2 separate regions of the Homo sapiens genome follow, and region 1 is linked to region 2. Evidence: read pairs that join two places in POLR2A ChIA-PET (ENCODE). Cell type or tissue: PC-9. All regions are shown on one strand.

What was found. ChIA-PET counts read pairs that join two places held together with the same protein. Peaks named below come from ENCODE experiments on the same cell type or tissue, not always from the same donor. Only the 100,000 strongest peaks of a DNase experiment are listed, where the experiment ranks them.
Region 1: POLR2A ChIA-PET joins it to region 2 with 10 read pairs; 2 of 35 experiments call an interaction of 5 or more read pairs at or near these places.

The regions. Positions count from the first base shown.
Region 1 is chr4:169,225,093-169,233,092 of GRCh38, reverse strand. The region is part of intron 2 of SH3RF1 (SH3 domain containing ring finger 1); the gene reads left to right. Among named protein-coding and RNA genes, the nearest start is that of SH3RF1, 42 kb to the left of the region's middle. RefSeq lists enhancers at 2,931-3,610, 6,797-7,996. In PC-9, no CTCF peak of the experiment used is centred here; DNase peaks (open chromatin) are centred at 1,282, 3,352, 6,992 and 7,442; H3K4me3 peaks cover 786 bases; H3K27ac peaks cover 4,492 bases.
Region 2 is chr4:169,311,757-169,319,756 of GRCh38, reverse strand. The region is part of intron 2 of LOC105377529 (a long non-coding RNA gene); the gene reads left to right. Among named protein-coding and RNA genes, the nearest start is that of SH3RF1, 45 kb to the right of the region's middle. RefSeq lists an enhancer at 7,594-8,000. In PC-9, a CTCF peak has its summit at 7,914; no DNase peak of the experiment used is centred here.

The DNA of each region.
Region 1 (8,000 bases), 87 kb after region 2:
ATTTTTAGTAGAGATGGGGTTTTGCCACGTTGGCCAGGCTGGTCTTGAACTCCTAACCTTAGGTGATCTGCCTGCCTCGGCCTCCCAAAGTTCTGGGATTACAGGTGTGAGCCACTGCGCTTGGCCCAGTTTACCATTAATATAATCTGCTGCATACGAAGGCTTGATATTTACAACCAGGCAGTTCACACTACCGATCAGTAGACTAGTAGATTATATGTTCAGAGTTTAGGGTTTAAACTGAAGTCTTGCTTATTTATTTGATGGGCATGAACCTTATTTCTGGCTTTGAAGTGTATCACTGAAGAGGGGTAAAAACATATCTAGTAGCAGCCATTTTTCAGGATTAAAGTACAGTTTATCAAAATTTACCCAATCAACTCCCATTTTATTTAGCTATGATAAATGTTCCATGCTCTTACAGCCAGAAAGTATCTGATTATTAACTCAAGTAAACTTGAATTCATTTGCTGCAGCCAAACTGCTGCTCTGGGATAGGATGTGACCAAAGTTTGTACTTTATTTTAACCTCTAGGGATTGGAGAGAAAGGACCAGTGGGATGATGAGAAGTCTTGGATTCTGGAGGCCATTTTAGCCATTTATTCATTATTATGTGACTTTGGGCAAGTCTTGTGATCTTTTTGAAGTTCCGTTTCATATCCATTACAAATGAATAACAGTTGTCACGCCACACAGAGTTATGGTAACAGTGAACTAATTTCGAAGACACTGTGAAAAACACAAAGCTCACTGACTTGGTCTACCTGTTTCTAGTTTCTGCTTCCTCCATTTCATTCTTCACATTGCTATGGCGGTCTTTCCCAAATGTGGATTTGAACATCATTCCCTTTTAAAATTCCTTAACAATAGTCCAAAAATTTTGGCACTGTCTCCAAGAGCCTGTTGGGTCTGATATCCTTTCTTGCCTCACAGGTGCTTACTAGCGCTCGTACTGGCCACACTGGCCATCCAGTGTTTAAAATGCTCTAAGCCAGTTCCTGTATGCCTGGCTTTGCAAACTCTCCTGTCCTGCAGTACCTGTCTACCTAACCAGAAACCTGGCCTGGTGCTCTCTCCCTTCAGTGGAGGCCGTAAGGTCTTCCTTTTTGCTAATACTATGTCTGGAATATGTCTCCATTAGAGGAAAAAATTTTAAACTGTTGAAATACTTTTCCCCTTCTTCTCCTTCTAGAATAACAGGTTTTTAAAGACAGGACCTGATACTTATATATCCTTGAATGTCTAATGTCAAACAGTACCTGACATGTAGTAGGTATTTGATGACTATTAAGTGAATGAGTCAGTAATTGAAAACAGATGGTTCACACAGAAGTAGAAAGAGGCGTTAGTTGTCCAGGTGATTTGGAAGGGAGCAGTAATGCATAGTGGGTGGTTATGTTGGATGGAGGAGTGAGTATTCTATAGCAGCTTTGAGCAAAAACTAATCTTAGTTATTTAGAATCTTGAGTGTAGGAGAAATTTATTTTCCTTTTTATTTATTTATTAAAAAAAAAAATTTTTTTTTTGAGACGGAGTCTCGCTGTGTCACCCAGACAGGAGAGCAGTGGTGCAATCTCGGCTCACTGCAACCTCTGCCTCCTGGATTCAAGCGATTCTCCAGCCTCAGCCTCCTGAGTAGCTGGGATTACAGCCATGCGCCATGACGTCTGGCTAATTTTTGTATTTTTAGTAGAGACTGGGTTTCACCATATTGGTCAGGCTGGTCTCGAACTCCTGACCTCGTGATCTGCCTGCCTTGGCCCCCCAAAGTGCTGGGATTACAGGCATGAGCCACCACACCCAACTTATTTTCCTTTTTATTTATGAGTAACAAATTTGGGATAACAAACATGACCAGAAAAAGTATAGTAAGAACAACAATAATGTAATAATGGGCCACATTTGTGGAATGCTTATGTACCAGTACTATTCTAAGTGCCTTGTATACTTTAACCCAGTTAATTCTCACAACAACCCCATGAGGTAAGTATTACGACCACCTTCTATTTACAGATGAAGAAACTTGGGCTCTGGGAAGGTAAGTAGCCTTCCTATGCCCTAGCACCGGTGGCCTTTTCGTTACATTTTAGCACCTCACAGGAGTGGACCAAGACACTGTTTTTCAACCTTTTGAGCCTATTGTTTATACTTGAGGGCTATAAACTTAAAAAATAATTGTCATTTTAATAGAATTTTTTAGAGGGGGACTCAGTAATTTTTTTTTTTTTTTTTTTTTGAGGTGGTTTCTCACTCTGTCATCTACGCTGGAGTGCAATGGCACGATCTCAGCTCACTGCAACCTCTGCCTCCTGGGTTCAAATGATTCTCCTTCAGCTTCCTGAGTAGCTGGGACTACAGGTGTGTGCCACCACGCCCAGCTAATTTGTGTATTTTTAGTAGAGATGGAGTTTCACCATGTTGGCCAGGCTGGTCTTGAACTCCTGACCTCAGGTGATCTGCCCATCTTGGCCTCCCAAAGTGATGGGAATACAGGTGTGAGTCACTGCGCCCACGTGGAATCAGTGATATTTGAATAATTGATACTTAATATTTTTAGCTTTGAGATTTTTTATTTTAGATTGAAATATTTCTATTTTTTATAGAAAAACAAATGAAAACTAAAGGAAATTTCCCATCTCTTTAGAATTAACCTTAATTCCTTTTAATTGAGTATTTATTACTCTGTATGAAGGAAAAAACATTTTGAAATGCTTTTCATAAATCTGTCTCTTGCTTATGTGTAGTGGATGGGGCATCCACGGCTCTATTTGAGGGTCAGTATTTTGAATCAGATACATTTGGATTCTTTATAAACATGGGTAGGTTCATTTAGCTGTGCACCATTTAAAGTCATATTGAATTAAACATTGTTTTTTATTTTATTTTTATTTTTGAGACAGAGTCTCATTTAGTGGCCCAGGCTGGAGCAGCGTGATCTTGGCTCACTGCAGCCTCCGCCCCTGGGTTCAAGCAGTCTCCTGCCTCGGCCTCCCGAGTAGCTGGGATTACAGGCATGCACCACCACGCCTGGCTAATTTTTGTATTTATAGTAGAGACTGGGTTTCACCATGTTGACCAGGCTAGTCTCGAACTCCTGACCTCAAGTGATCCACCCGTCTCCACCTCCTAAAGTGTTGGGATTACAGGCATGAGCCACCTCGCCTGGCCAAGCATTGTTTTTTAAAGGACCCACTCATGTAAATACAATTAGAGACAGCAGGAGCCTTTTCATATTTGTGTTGTTTCAAGTAGATTTTAATTGTAGTTGCAATTTGGCATTGATTTGACATTTGATATTTGAAATGCCTTTCATCCGTCGTATACTCTCAGGAGCATAAAGTGGGGCTGGTTTTGTTCCCAGTTGTGATGAGTAAGCTGTGGGGCTTACTCATGAGTAATACTCTGTGGAGATATGCTCTACATTAGTATTCACTTCTCACTTTCTTGCCTCAGCCCAGGTTATTTATAGGGATGTTAGGAAAACGTTCTGAAAACAGTGATGTTAAACAAAGTTAGAGGACTTTTAACACTTAGTATGCATTGTGACCCTCTAAAAGAGAGGCATGGTATACGTCCTTTTCCAAATGTATGTGGCCACCGAATAGGTTTTTTTTTTGGGTGGGGGGGTGGTATACCAATTTATGTTTCCAGGTGTTCTAAGGAACACAATTTGGGACACAAAAAAAAAGACATCATGTGTTGTACAATAAAGTATTATATTTAGATTGCTGTTTTGAAGAGTCAGAAAATTCTTCCTCTGATTGTTATTAAAGAAGGTGACCTACAAAAGTATTGGAGAATTGGGTTAAGTTTGACAAAAGAACTGTTTTTAATTAAATTCAAATGTTAATTATTCTAGGTAAGTCTCAATAAAAAAGGAATTATAAAGATGAGTTCAGTTTTCCACAAGCCACTGCACTCCAGCCTGGGCCGCAGAACAAGATCCTGTCTCAAAACAGAAAACAAAAAGCAAAACAAAACTCTTAAGTATGATTATATTACGTATCAAACCCTGTAAACTAAAAGAGCTCTTTCCTGGTGAGACTGTCATGCCTTTTTTTAAAAAAATAAATCAGGTTAAGCTGTTTTCAGGTTTGCACTCTTGGAACCATCTGGAATTTGTTTGTTTGTTTGTTTGTTTTTCGAAGAACAGAATTTTTTTTGTTTTTTTAAAGTAAAATTCTAACATTACAAAATTATAGGAGACACTTGTGGAAGTATTCATTAGAATTAGTCTAGAATTATCAAATTAGGGCAGGGAAATCTAAAAAACTTTTGGGTATGGGTGTGGTATATGTCTGTGAGTCTGTATGAAAAATAAAATAGAAAGTGTACTGATGGATGATTCCATGCTGCAGTAGGCAGACTAATGTGTCATTCCCTTTCCCTCCCCTCAAGATGTTTACATCCTAATCCCCAGAGCCGTGTGTTATTACATGGCAAAGAGTTAAGGTTGCTAATCAGCTGACCTGGAGAGGAGATGATGATCCTGGGTTATTTGGATGAGTCCAGTGTAATCACTGGGGCTTTTAGAAGTGGAATAGCGAGGCAGAAGACAAGGTCCGAGTGATGTTATGTGATGAGGAACTCAACCTCCTGTTGAAGATGGAGGAAGGGGCCCCAAGGCAAGTGATGCAGGCAGCCTCTGGAAGCTGGAAAAGGCAAGAAAACAGATTTTTCCCCTAGAACCTCCAGAAAAAAAACACAGCGCTGCCAACACCTTGATTTTAGCTCAGAGAGACCCATTTTGTACTCTGACCTCCAGAACTGCAAGATAACAAATTTGTGTTATCTTAAGCCATGAAGTTTGTGCTAATTTGTTACAGCAGCTGTGGGAAACACATGTCTACTGAAATGTGTTTAGATGGTCTACTTGTGTTTGAAGACTATCTGCCTGTGTAGGCAATATTTTCTAGTGCAGATTTTTAATTCTTGCAGAAGGTATACATTTAGAATATGTACTTAATATATATTCTATTCAATGATGGTCTGCTCACTGTTCCTGGAAACAGCTGAAAAAGTAGAATAGGGAGGTAACTACGTGAACAAAAATAGTAGTTAAAAATGCGTTATGTTGCTTTTATAGGAAATGAAATCCTTAATAAAATTCAGTTCAGGCATTTGGGATTCTGAATCACTTCATGACTGTGATTTGTAGAGTTCCCTTCATTCGCTCTTGTGACATTATTTTGAAAAATTTCTCTTCCTGAATTGAAAAATGCAATAAACTCTGTTCTCGTGTCCAGGGATGGTACATCTTCCTGTGGGAAATTCCACTGTCTATCCCGTAGCCCTTTGACATTCCTCTTAAAAGTAACTGGGTCTGGCTTCGATGGGCACTGTTCTATGGTTGTAGATAATGTGGTCTTTCTACCTGTAAGTTGTTTCCAGGCCACTGGTAGAGAAAGGCACACAGAGAGAGTAATTGTAGATCAGTATGGTAGTATAGTAAAATAAATAATGCATAGATGTTATGGAACACCCCAGGGATCCCAGCTACCCCTGCCAAATGTTGTTTCAGAATATCAAATGCTAATTCAGATTTTAAACATTCTATTGCTGTGGGCTCCATTACAAGTTCTAAAGCATAAATTCCAACTCTATGCCTGATACCTGTTAAGACAACTACATATTTTTGTAGTCCATGGATAGTACATGAATCACTTTGTCATGTACCTATCAGTGAAAGATGAAATATTTGGTGATAAATACAGCTTATTCAAGAGGAACATTTTTCAAATGCACATAAGAGAGAATAGTTGTTTTTCATTTGCCATTTCAAAATTTTTAGTGTTTAATTCAGAGTTTTTTGGAAATAGGTTATTGATTGATGTTATAGTCTAATGATTTTTGTTATTTCCCATTCTTATCATTTTCTAATTGGAATTAATTAAACTCTTGGTTCTTTCTTATGTGTTTTTTTTTCAAGGCAGGGTGTTGCTCTGTCACCCGGGCTGGAGTACAGTGGCATGATCACAGCTTACTGAAGCCTCAACCTCCTGGGCTCAAGCAATCCTCCTGCCTCAGCCTCCCGAGTATTTAGGACTAGAGATTTGTGCCCCGACGCCTGGCTAGTTTTTCACTTTTTATAGAGATGGGGTCTTGTTATGTTGACCAGGGTGGTCTCAAACTCTTGGCCCCAAGTGATCCTCCCACCTCAGCCTACCAAAGTGCTGGGATTACAGGCATAAGCCACTATGCCTGGCCTCTTATGTATTTTTAAAAGCAGTTAGGTGACTGAGGTAGTACAATTTAGATTTAGAATTAGGTGACTAATGCTAGGCTAACACATTCAATTCATCATCCCAATCACAGTTATTATAAGACTTTAGCTTCACTGACAGTTTTGGCATACTGTGTAAAATAGATTTACAAAGATAGGTTTTATTATCTACAATAGTTTCCTATAAAATTGATGGTGCACTGTGGCCAATTTTTAAAAAAGCTACTGACCTAAAGTCATTTGCTGCTGTTGTGTGCCTTTCTGTATCTCCCTTTCTAGGGGGGTAAGGAATGGTTAAATGAGATTAGCATGGGCTTTGATGATCTCATTAATTACTTAGTTTATGTATTCTGATCTTTCTTGCTCTTTTTTTTTTTTCTTTAAATCAGGCTCCCTCAAATTTTTCTTCATTATAACATTCCATGTATTTTGCTTTTCACTGCTGTGGAATGGTAGTGTTATGGTGACCAGGAAAACCTTGATATGTAGACACGACAACTGTGATGAAAAGCAGAATGCTTTTGATTTATGAATTTGCAACTGAATTATAAATGTCAAGTGACTGTGAAAGACAAACCAAGTGGGAGTTTAAATTAATTTCAGAAACAAAATATACTCTTTTATCTATAGCGTGATTTGCATTGTCTGGGGGGTTCTTCATTCACTTACCAAAGGTACTTATCCACCTACCTCTTTCATTCATATTAAGTGCACTAAACAAAAGAGACAAACTATGAGTCACAACATTTGGTTGTTCTGATGTCACGACATTAAGTAGAATAATGGCATTAGTCAGAATATTGTTTCTCCTAGAAGTGGTTATCAGAAGTGTGTTGCTATATATATAATAGCTTTATTCATTGTCTCTTCTGTTGTGTTTAAGGGGGCTGTCAGCAACATGGCAGCCACTGCTTGATCATCTTCCCTTATCTGCCAGAGGAACAGGTGTCTCTTCCTCTTTCTAAGGGTAACATGTCTCTGCTCATCTCTTCTGTTTTCTTGTCGTTGGTGGGTCATATCATCCTGCAACTTCAATCTCTCCACTGGATTCTGCTCTTTAAGCTCTGCAAGTTAACTATTTTTACTTTTAAGACACACACACTCACCCAACCTACCCTCAACTCTGCTACTCCTTCAAGCTACCATCACTTTTATCACTTTCCTTTTATAACCAATCCTTGAAAAATAGTGTAGGCTCATCCACATTTCCTCAGACTGACTCACTTCCTTTAACATTGCAGTCACCTTTCTGTCTTGATGAAACTGCAGTCTTGACAGTCTCCAGACTCTCTTAGTCACTAAATCCATTGGCCTTTTACCCAGTTTACCCTCCTTTACATCTGTGCTTTTAACCCTCTTGCACACAGCATGATTCTTGAAATGACTTCCCTTCCTCATGTCCCTAGCGTTCTATCTAAGGTGTTTTGTGAGGTCTGCCTTTTCTCTGGTGGTGATCCTCTTTCCGTCTCGTGACTTTAGGGGTCACCATCTTGCTGATAACTCCCAAACAATTGCCTCCAGCCCTCACTTGTGCTGGAGCTCTGGTTCCACAAATCCAGCTGACTTTTCCTACCTGTGAAGTTGGCCAGCATTCAAACCTAATATGTCTGAAGCCGAAGCAGGTCATACTACCTTCCTTTTCAAATCCTCTTCTCCTTTCATGATGCTTTGCTTTGGTCATGTCCCTGTCATCCCTCTGTTGCCCAGGGTTAAATCTCAGGGTCAGCTGGTCATTAACTGGCACTAACCTTGTCTTGGTAATACCTTTTGAATTCA
Region 2 (8,000 bases):
TCAATGGTCTTTACAATTTGGCATGTTTTTGCAGTGGCTGGTACTGGTTGTTCCTTTCCATGTTTAGTGCTTCCTTCAGGAGCTCTTTTAGGGCAGGCCTGGTGGTGACAAAATCTGTCAGCATTTGCTTGTCTGTAAAGGATTTTATTTCTCCTTCACTTATGAAGCTTAGTTTGGCTGGATATGAAATTCTGGGTTGAAAATTCTTTTCTTTAAGAATGTTGAATACTGGCCCCCACTCTCTTCTGCTTGTAGAGTTTCTGCGGAGAGATCAGCTGTTAGTCTGATGGGCTTCCCTTTGTGGGTAACCTGACCTTTCTCTCTGGCTGCCCTTAATATTTTTTCCTCCATTTCAACTTTGGTGAATCTGACAATTATGTGTCTTGGAGTTGCTCTTCTCGAGGAGTATCTTTGTGGCATTCTCTGTATTTCCTGAATTTAATGTTGGCCTGCCTTGCTAGGTCAGGGAAGTTCTCCTGGATAATATCCTGCAGAGTGTTTTCCAACTTGGTTCCATTCTCCCCATCACTTTCAGGTACACCAATCAGATGTAGATTTGGTCTTTTCACATAGTCCCATATTTCTTGGAGGCTTTATTCATTTCTTTTTACTCTTTTTTTCTCTAAACTTCTCTTCTCACTTCATTTCATTTCATTCATTTGATCTTCAATCACTGATACCCTTTCTTCCAGTTGATTGAATCGGCTACTGAAGCTTGTGCATTCATCCCGTAGTTCTCATGCCATGGTTTTCAGCTCCATCAGGTCATTTAAGGACTTCTCTACACTGGTTATTCTAGTTAGCCATTCGTCTAATCTTTTTTCAAGCTTTTTAGCTTCTTTGCAATGGGTTCAAACTTCCTTCTTTAGCTCGGAGAAGTTTGACCGTCTGAAGCCTTCTTCTCTCAACTCTTCAAAGTCATTCTCCATCCAGCTTGGTTCCACTGCTGGTGAGGAGCTGCGTTCCTTTGGAGGGGGAGAGGCGCTCTGATTTTTAGAATTTTCAGCTTTTCTGCTCTGTTTTTTTCTCCTCCTTTGTGGTTTTATCTACCTTTGGTCTTCGATGATAGTGATGTACAGATGGGGTTTTGGTGCTGATGTCCTTTCTGTTTGTTAGTTTTCCTTCTAACAGTCAGGACCCTCAGCTGCAGGTCTGTTGGAATTTGCTGGAAGTCTACTCCAAACCCTGTTTGCCTGGGTATCAGTAGCGGAGGCTGCAGAACAGCGAATATTGCTGAACAGCAAATGTTGCTGCCTGATCGTTCCTCTGGAAGCTTTGTCTCAGAGGGGTACCCGGCCGTGTGAGGTGTCAGTCTGCCCCTACTGGGGGTGCTTCCCAGTTAGGCTACTCGGGGGTCAGGGACCCGTTTGAGGAGGCCGTCTGTCCATTCTCAGATCTCAAACTGTGCTGGGAGAACCACTGCTCTCTTCAAAGCTGTCAGACAGGGACATTTAAGTCTGCAGAGGTTTCTGCTGCCTTTTGTTGGTGGCTATGCCCTGCCCCCAGAGGTGGAGTCTATGGAGGCAGGCAGGCCTCCTTGAACTGCGGTGGGCTCCACCCAATTCGAGCTTCCAGGCTGCTTTGTTTACCTACTCAAGCCTCAGCAATGACCCCTGCATCTTTCAAGTCCTTAATGGTGGCACTAATCTCTGTAATCCCTCCAGGGATGTGATATTGTTTTTGATTTACTATTTTTCTAGGTAGGGGAAGCTCTAATGGCTTCCATTTGGCCTTTCCCACCATAATAGCCCTCATCCTTAGTATTCATTCCCATGCCTGTTCTTCAGATTTCTGTTTATATAAATTAGAAAATGCAAGCAGTTCTTTTTGAGTGTAGCACACCTCCTCATGGGTTACATTCTCAACTTCACCTCCAGGGACCTGCCGGGACTTTAGTCTAGTTATAGGTCTGGAAGCAAACAGGGGTGTTGGGGGTGGCTCCTGGGGAGAATCAACATTATCTTGCCTGGCAGCTGCCTCAGGGGAGGCCATCACTGCTGCCTCAGGCAGTGCAGGGTTTATCTCCTCAGACAGAGATGGAAAGGCTGATGGCAGCATGGGTCAGGGAGGGATATTGCCCCTTCTGGGGATGGGAAAGATGTTCCCTCTGGCAAAAAAGGTTCATCAGAGTTTACAAACTCAGTGCCCCCAGCTTCATCAGGGTCCTCCCACATGTCCCTATTCCATGTTGCAGGGTCCCATTCTTTTCCAATCAATGCCCTCATTTTAACAGTAGACACCTGGCAAGGCTGTGGATGCACCTTTTGTTGCAGGTCAGCCACTCAACATGATAAGAGCTTGTGTCTGTTTTTCCATAATTTCAGCTCTTTTTCTACAGGCGATAAGACTCTCATTAGGATAATCTTAGCAGATTTGAGGCTCAGTGTCTGCTTCTAAAGCCGGGAGACAGAATCCCTGAGTTCATCATTTTCTTTCATCACTTTGTCCATTGAACTTAGAAGTAACCAATCAGCTTCATTATGCTCCCTGGTTCTCCACATATGGTCAAAGGTATTACGTATAGAGTCACTAAGCTCTTTGCCTCTCACGAGTGATGAATCAGGAGTGTCAAATGCATTTATTTTGCATAACTCTCTAAACAGTTCACGACAAGGACTATCAGCATTCTCCATACCATTAGAAGTAAAGTCTTTACCATTTTTGGGTCTAATCATATTAAGAAGCAAACTCCAGAAACCCCAAAACCAATGAAATAACTCCATCCTTAATATTCTGTCCCTCTAGAGCCACTCCTGGTACCAAAATCTGTATTTGTCAGGGTTCTCTAGAGGGACGGAACTAATGGAATATATATGAAGGGGAGTTTATTAAGTATTACCTCACATGATCACAAGGTCCCACAATAGGCCATTTACAGGCTGAGGAGCAAGGAGAGCCAGTCCGAGTCCCAAAACTGAAGAACTTGGTGTCTGATGTTTGAGGGCAGGAAGCATCCCGCATGGGAGAAAGATGTAGGCTGGGAGCCTAGGCCAGTCTCTCTTTTCCACATTTTTCTGCCTGTTCATATTCCAGCCGTGCTGGCAGCTGATTAGATTGTGCCCACGCAGATTAGGGGTGGGTCTGCGTTTCCCAGCCCACTGATTCAAATGTTAATCTCCTTTGGCAACACCCTCACAGACACACCCAGGATCAATACTTTGTATCTTTCAATCCAGTCAAGTTGACACTCAGTATTAACCATTACACCATTCAATCAAGACAAGAAGATCCCCAAATCTTTAGCACCCGCTGAATAAATTATCGAAGAGAAAACTCCATCCTTTCACCCACTGCTCCTCTCAACCTATTTTGTAATTCAAACTAGGTTTTCAGACATGATAGACAAACAGACATAACACACAGTGAAGCTGAGGGGGAAGGAGAGGTGGAGGGTTAACAATCAGAGGAAAATCGATCCATCAACCCTCATCCCTTCCTGCTATGGGATGAAAAACACTTTCAATTACTGTGTCCCCTGGGAAGCACAGAATTCAAAAAAATGTAAGCATCACATAAATTAGAAGTCATATTAAAATTACCTTTCACCCTTTCAAACATCCAGACTGAACTGGACCTCAAAGCCTTCAGAAGCTACTTCCTCCCTTGGGATAAGCAAGTGGCAGCAGCAGCGGCTGTCAAGTGCTTCAAAGGGCTGGGCTGAGATAAGGGCCAGGGATGTCTCAAACTACACCAGTCTGTCGTCAAGGAAAAGCAAGGACCTGGAGGCACCAATTGACTCTTTGCAGCAAGGAAGGGCCAGGGCTGGACTTCTGGGGCAACACGACATTTTTCAACTGGCCTTTGGGGGAAACAAAAATTTCTTTGCCCTTTTCTAAGACCAGGGAAGCTAAGTTTCACTGTCTATTTTCCCTGGGATTTCTTCAAGAAATAATGTGCTGCAGGCATTGTGCAGCCTGCTTTATGGGGCCTCAATCTAGAAGCAGGGCCACAAATAGGATAGAACTACACAGCCACAGGGGATGGGAGAGAAAAACTGCAAAGAATCATGCAGTATAAACAGGATCTTTCTTGCATAAGCAAAAATGTTCCTGTGGATTCCCTTTCCCAGAGATGATTAAGTCTTATCTCATGGCAAAATAATTCCTTTCTCCATATCTGTTTGGGCAGCGCTATGAAAATAAGTCAAACTAAACTATTGGCATGATCGTATTAGTCTTACTCTCAGAGAATATTTATTCTGAGAGCTATCAGTTGTCTTGCTCATTATCTATTTGGGTAAATTTCAAGAAATTATTCCATCTATTATTTCTTTTTGTACTTTCTGATGTCTTCCTTTGATATTTAGGAAAATAATTTATTTACAAACAGGAATGGTTTGCAAATAGCTTTTGTTCTAAAAGAAAAACTTCCAGTACAGGCTGTAAATCAAGATGATCAGATGCACTGTTTTCCAGAGATGAATCTCCAGATTTTAAATGTTTGGGGGACTTTATATAGAGCTTTCAAACCCTGAAGAATATATCTTCACCTCACATCTATCTTTAGAGTTGGAAGGGTGAAGACACTTGTCTATAAAAAATGAAATGAGATCCTTGGGAATTTGATGTCAGGGGGTCTCCAGGAGAGTACACTGAGCAGCGGGAACGCGAGCATTTGAGTCACATGTTCAGGCAATGAGTCCGAGGGTGTTTGGCTGCAATTCAAGTGAGCATGGCGCTGGCCTGGAGCCAGAATCATGAGCTGCAGAAACCATTTGCACTTTGGACTGCCGGGAAAGTGCCGGTGGATTTTGGAGCATGCACATACAGGTTACCTCTGCAGAGCTCACGAACTCTCTCCCTGAATTCCTGAATCACAAGCTCTTTTTTACTATTCAGTTAATTTAGTCATAGTCCCATTTCTGTGCTTCAATTTTTAACAGAAGACTTGGAACAATACTTATATTCCTATACTTCACTTAAGGGAAATATTTGAAGGGATTTTATTAATTTATGAGCTGAAAAACCATATAAACTGTTTAATAGTTCCTTGAATAAGACTTGAAGTACCAAGGTGACATTTTCCAGGCATTAGAAACTTGACAAGCAAGTCCTCTGGTTTTGATATGTCTTTGTTTTACCACATCATGAAGGGACAAAGGAGCAGGGTGTTTAAAAAACTGTTGTTATTTAATTTCTTTGTGCTTACCTGTTTATTGGAGATGATAACACAGAACCTTCCTAGGTTGGGGTGAGGATCACACATATGCCAACAACATCTGGCAGATGGTGGGCAGTCAGTAAATATTAGGTTCCTTTCTTTACCCCAAAGTTGACCTGAAAGCTCTGAAATATGTTATTCCAGGCCATTCATTAACTATCAAATAAAAACCAATGATTTCTTAGAACACCAGAAATGTCTAAGAGCACAAGGATAACCCTCCTCATGGGTTCAGGATCATGAGGCAAACTGAGGAATATTTTAAAACTATAAAGTATATAAATAATACAAGAATAAAAAGACAATCCAGTTATTCAGAATAAACAGAGACCTTCTATAACTACACCACAAAAAGACCAATAACTCAATTTAAAAATGGGCAAAGGATCTGAATAGACATTTCTCCAAAAAAGGTGGCTGACAAGCACATGAAAATATGTTCATCATCACTGCCCATCCGGGACATTGACATCAAAATCACAAAGAGATACCATTTCACATCCACTACGATGGCTGCAATTTAAACATAGATAATAAGTGTTGGCAAGGGTGCGGATAAATTGGTACCCTCATACACTGCAGATGGGAATATGAAATGGTGCAGGCACTTAGGTAGACAGTGTAACATTTCCTCAAAAGGTTAAACATAGAGTTACCACATGACTCAGCAATCTCACTCCAGGTATACACCTAAGAGAAATGAAAACCTGTCTGAATCTGCATAACAGCAATACTCATAATAGCTAAAAAAATAGAAACAAGCCAAGTGTCTATCAACTGATAAATGGATAAACAAAATATGATATAGCCATACAATGGAATATTATTCAGCAACAAAAATAATGAGGTACTGATACAACATAGGTGAACCTTAAAAATATTATACTAAGTCAAAGAAACCGGTAACAAAAGGCCACATATTATGTAATTCCTTTTATACAGAATGTCTAGAACGGATTAATCTCCAGAGGCAGAAAGTAGTTTAGTGGTTTACTAGGGGGTGGAGGTGGGGAGCATCGTTGGGGTGTGCCTTAGATTCCTAGGGCTGCTGAATAAAACTGGGTGGCTTAGGACAACCGGAACGTATTCTCGCCATTCTGGAGGCTGGAGGTCTGAAGTCAGCGTTGGCAGGGCCACGGTCCCTCTGGAGGACTCAGGGAAGAACACTTTCTTGCCTTGTCTTGCTTCTGGGGTTTGCCCCCAAATCCTTGGCATTCCTTAGTTTGTAGCTGCTTCACCGCAATCTCTGTCTCCATCTTCACACGGTCTTCTCCCCTGTGTGTCTCTGTCCCTGCATCCAAATTGCAGTCTTATAAGGATGCCAGTCATGTTGGATTCAGGACCAACCCTAATCCAGTATGACCTCATCTTTACTTGATTACATCTGCAAAGACCTCACTTCCAAACTGGGTCACATTCACAGGTTCTGGAGGTGAGGGCTTGAACATAATCTTTTTGGAGGGGACACAATCCAACCCACAGCCTGGGTGTGGAAAATGAGGAGTGACTGCTACTGCAGGAGAGTTTCTTTGGGGGATGATGAAAACGTCCTAAAATTAATTGTGAGGGTGGTTGCCCCACTCTTATAAGCATGCTAAAGAAAATCCCACTGACTTGTACATTTTAAATGGGTGAATTGTGTGGTATATGAATTATAGCTCAATAAAACTGTCATCATAAAGCAAAACTCTAAACAATGATCCTGCCCTCCGGTAGTTTATGGTTTAGTTAAGGAAACCAGTTTGCTCACATCAAGCAAGTGAACAACAGAAGTCCCTACAGAATGAAACATAAGGTTGTGCCACATAATGATAGATATCGTAGATGCTTAGAAAGGAAGGAGATAAACGAGAGTAGCCTAATCCCAGAGCACTTCATAGATAAGGTGTGATTTAAATGAAACCTTGAAATATGAGTAGAATTTAAAATTACTTCTCCGGGCATTTAGAATGGCTTGAAATTCCCTCAATACCAGTGTTCTCTCTCTTTTTTTTTTTTTTTTGAAATGGAGTCTCACTCTGCCGCCCAGGCTGGAGTGCAGTGGCACCATCTCAGCTCACTGCAACCTCCACCTCCCAGGTTCAAGCGATTCTCCTGTCTCAGCCTCCCGAGTAGCTGGGACTACAGGTGCCCACCACCACGCCCAGCTAATTTTTCTATTTTTAGTAGAGATGGGTTTTGCCATTTTGGCTAGGCTGGTCTTGAACTCCTGACCTCAGGTGATCTGCTGGCCTCGGCCTCCCAAAATGCTGGGATTACAGGCGTGAGCCACCATGCCTGGCCTAGCATTCTCTTTTGTCTCCAGCTTTTATTCGTCTGGTCCCTGTGCCCTGAACACTCCTCCTGGCCACTGGCTCCCTGGGGCTATGTCTGGCTTCTGTGCTGGGTCCCAAGCTGGGGATGCCAGCAGTGCAGCAATTGCCTGCATGGCGGGGTAGGAGGGACTGTCCTGTGTTTCTGTGCCTCCCAGGGGAGGTGTGGAGCCTGGGCTTTGCTAAAACGGAGATTCAATGCGAGTCCGCTGATTCTGGGGAGAGAACAGTTTGCTGATATTTTAGATATGCCCCTGGGAAGAATCAGAGAGACTGGAATTCTGTCTCTGCAACAGTCTTTAAGGAGAAATCGGAACCTACCCCTTGCAAGAAGCTAGGACTAAGCCCACGGTGGGGAGAGGAAGAAACTGAAGAAGCCAGGAGCAGGGTGATTCTAGGAGGGCCCTCTGGTTGTTGCCGTATGGACTGAAGAGGATTTTTTCCACTGGGGGCAGTAAAGAGTTGGTTTTGCATCCTGTTCTGGACTCTGTGTAGATAATAGTAAGATGATTTTCTTTCTGGCAATGG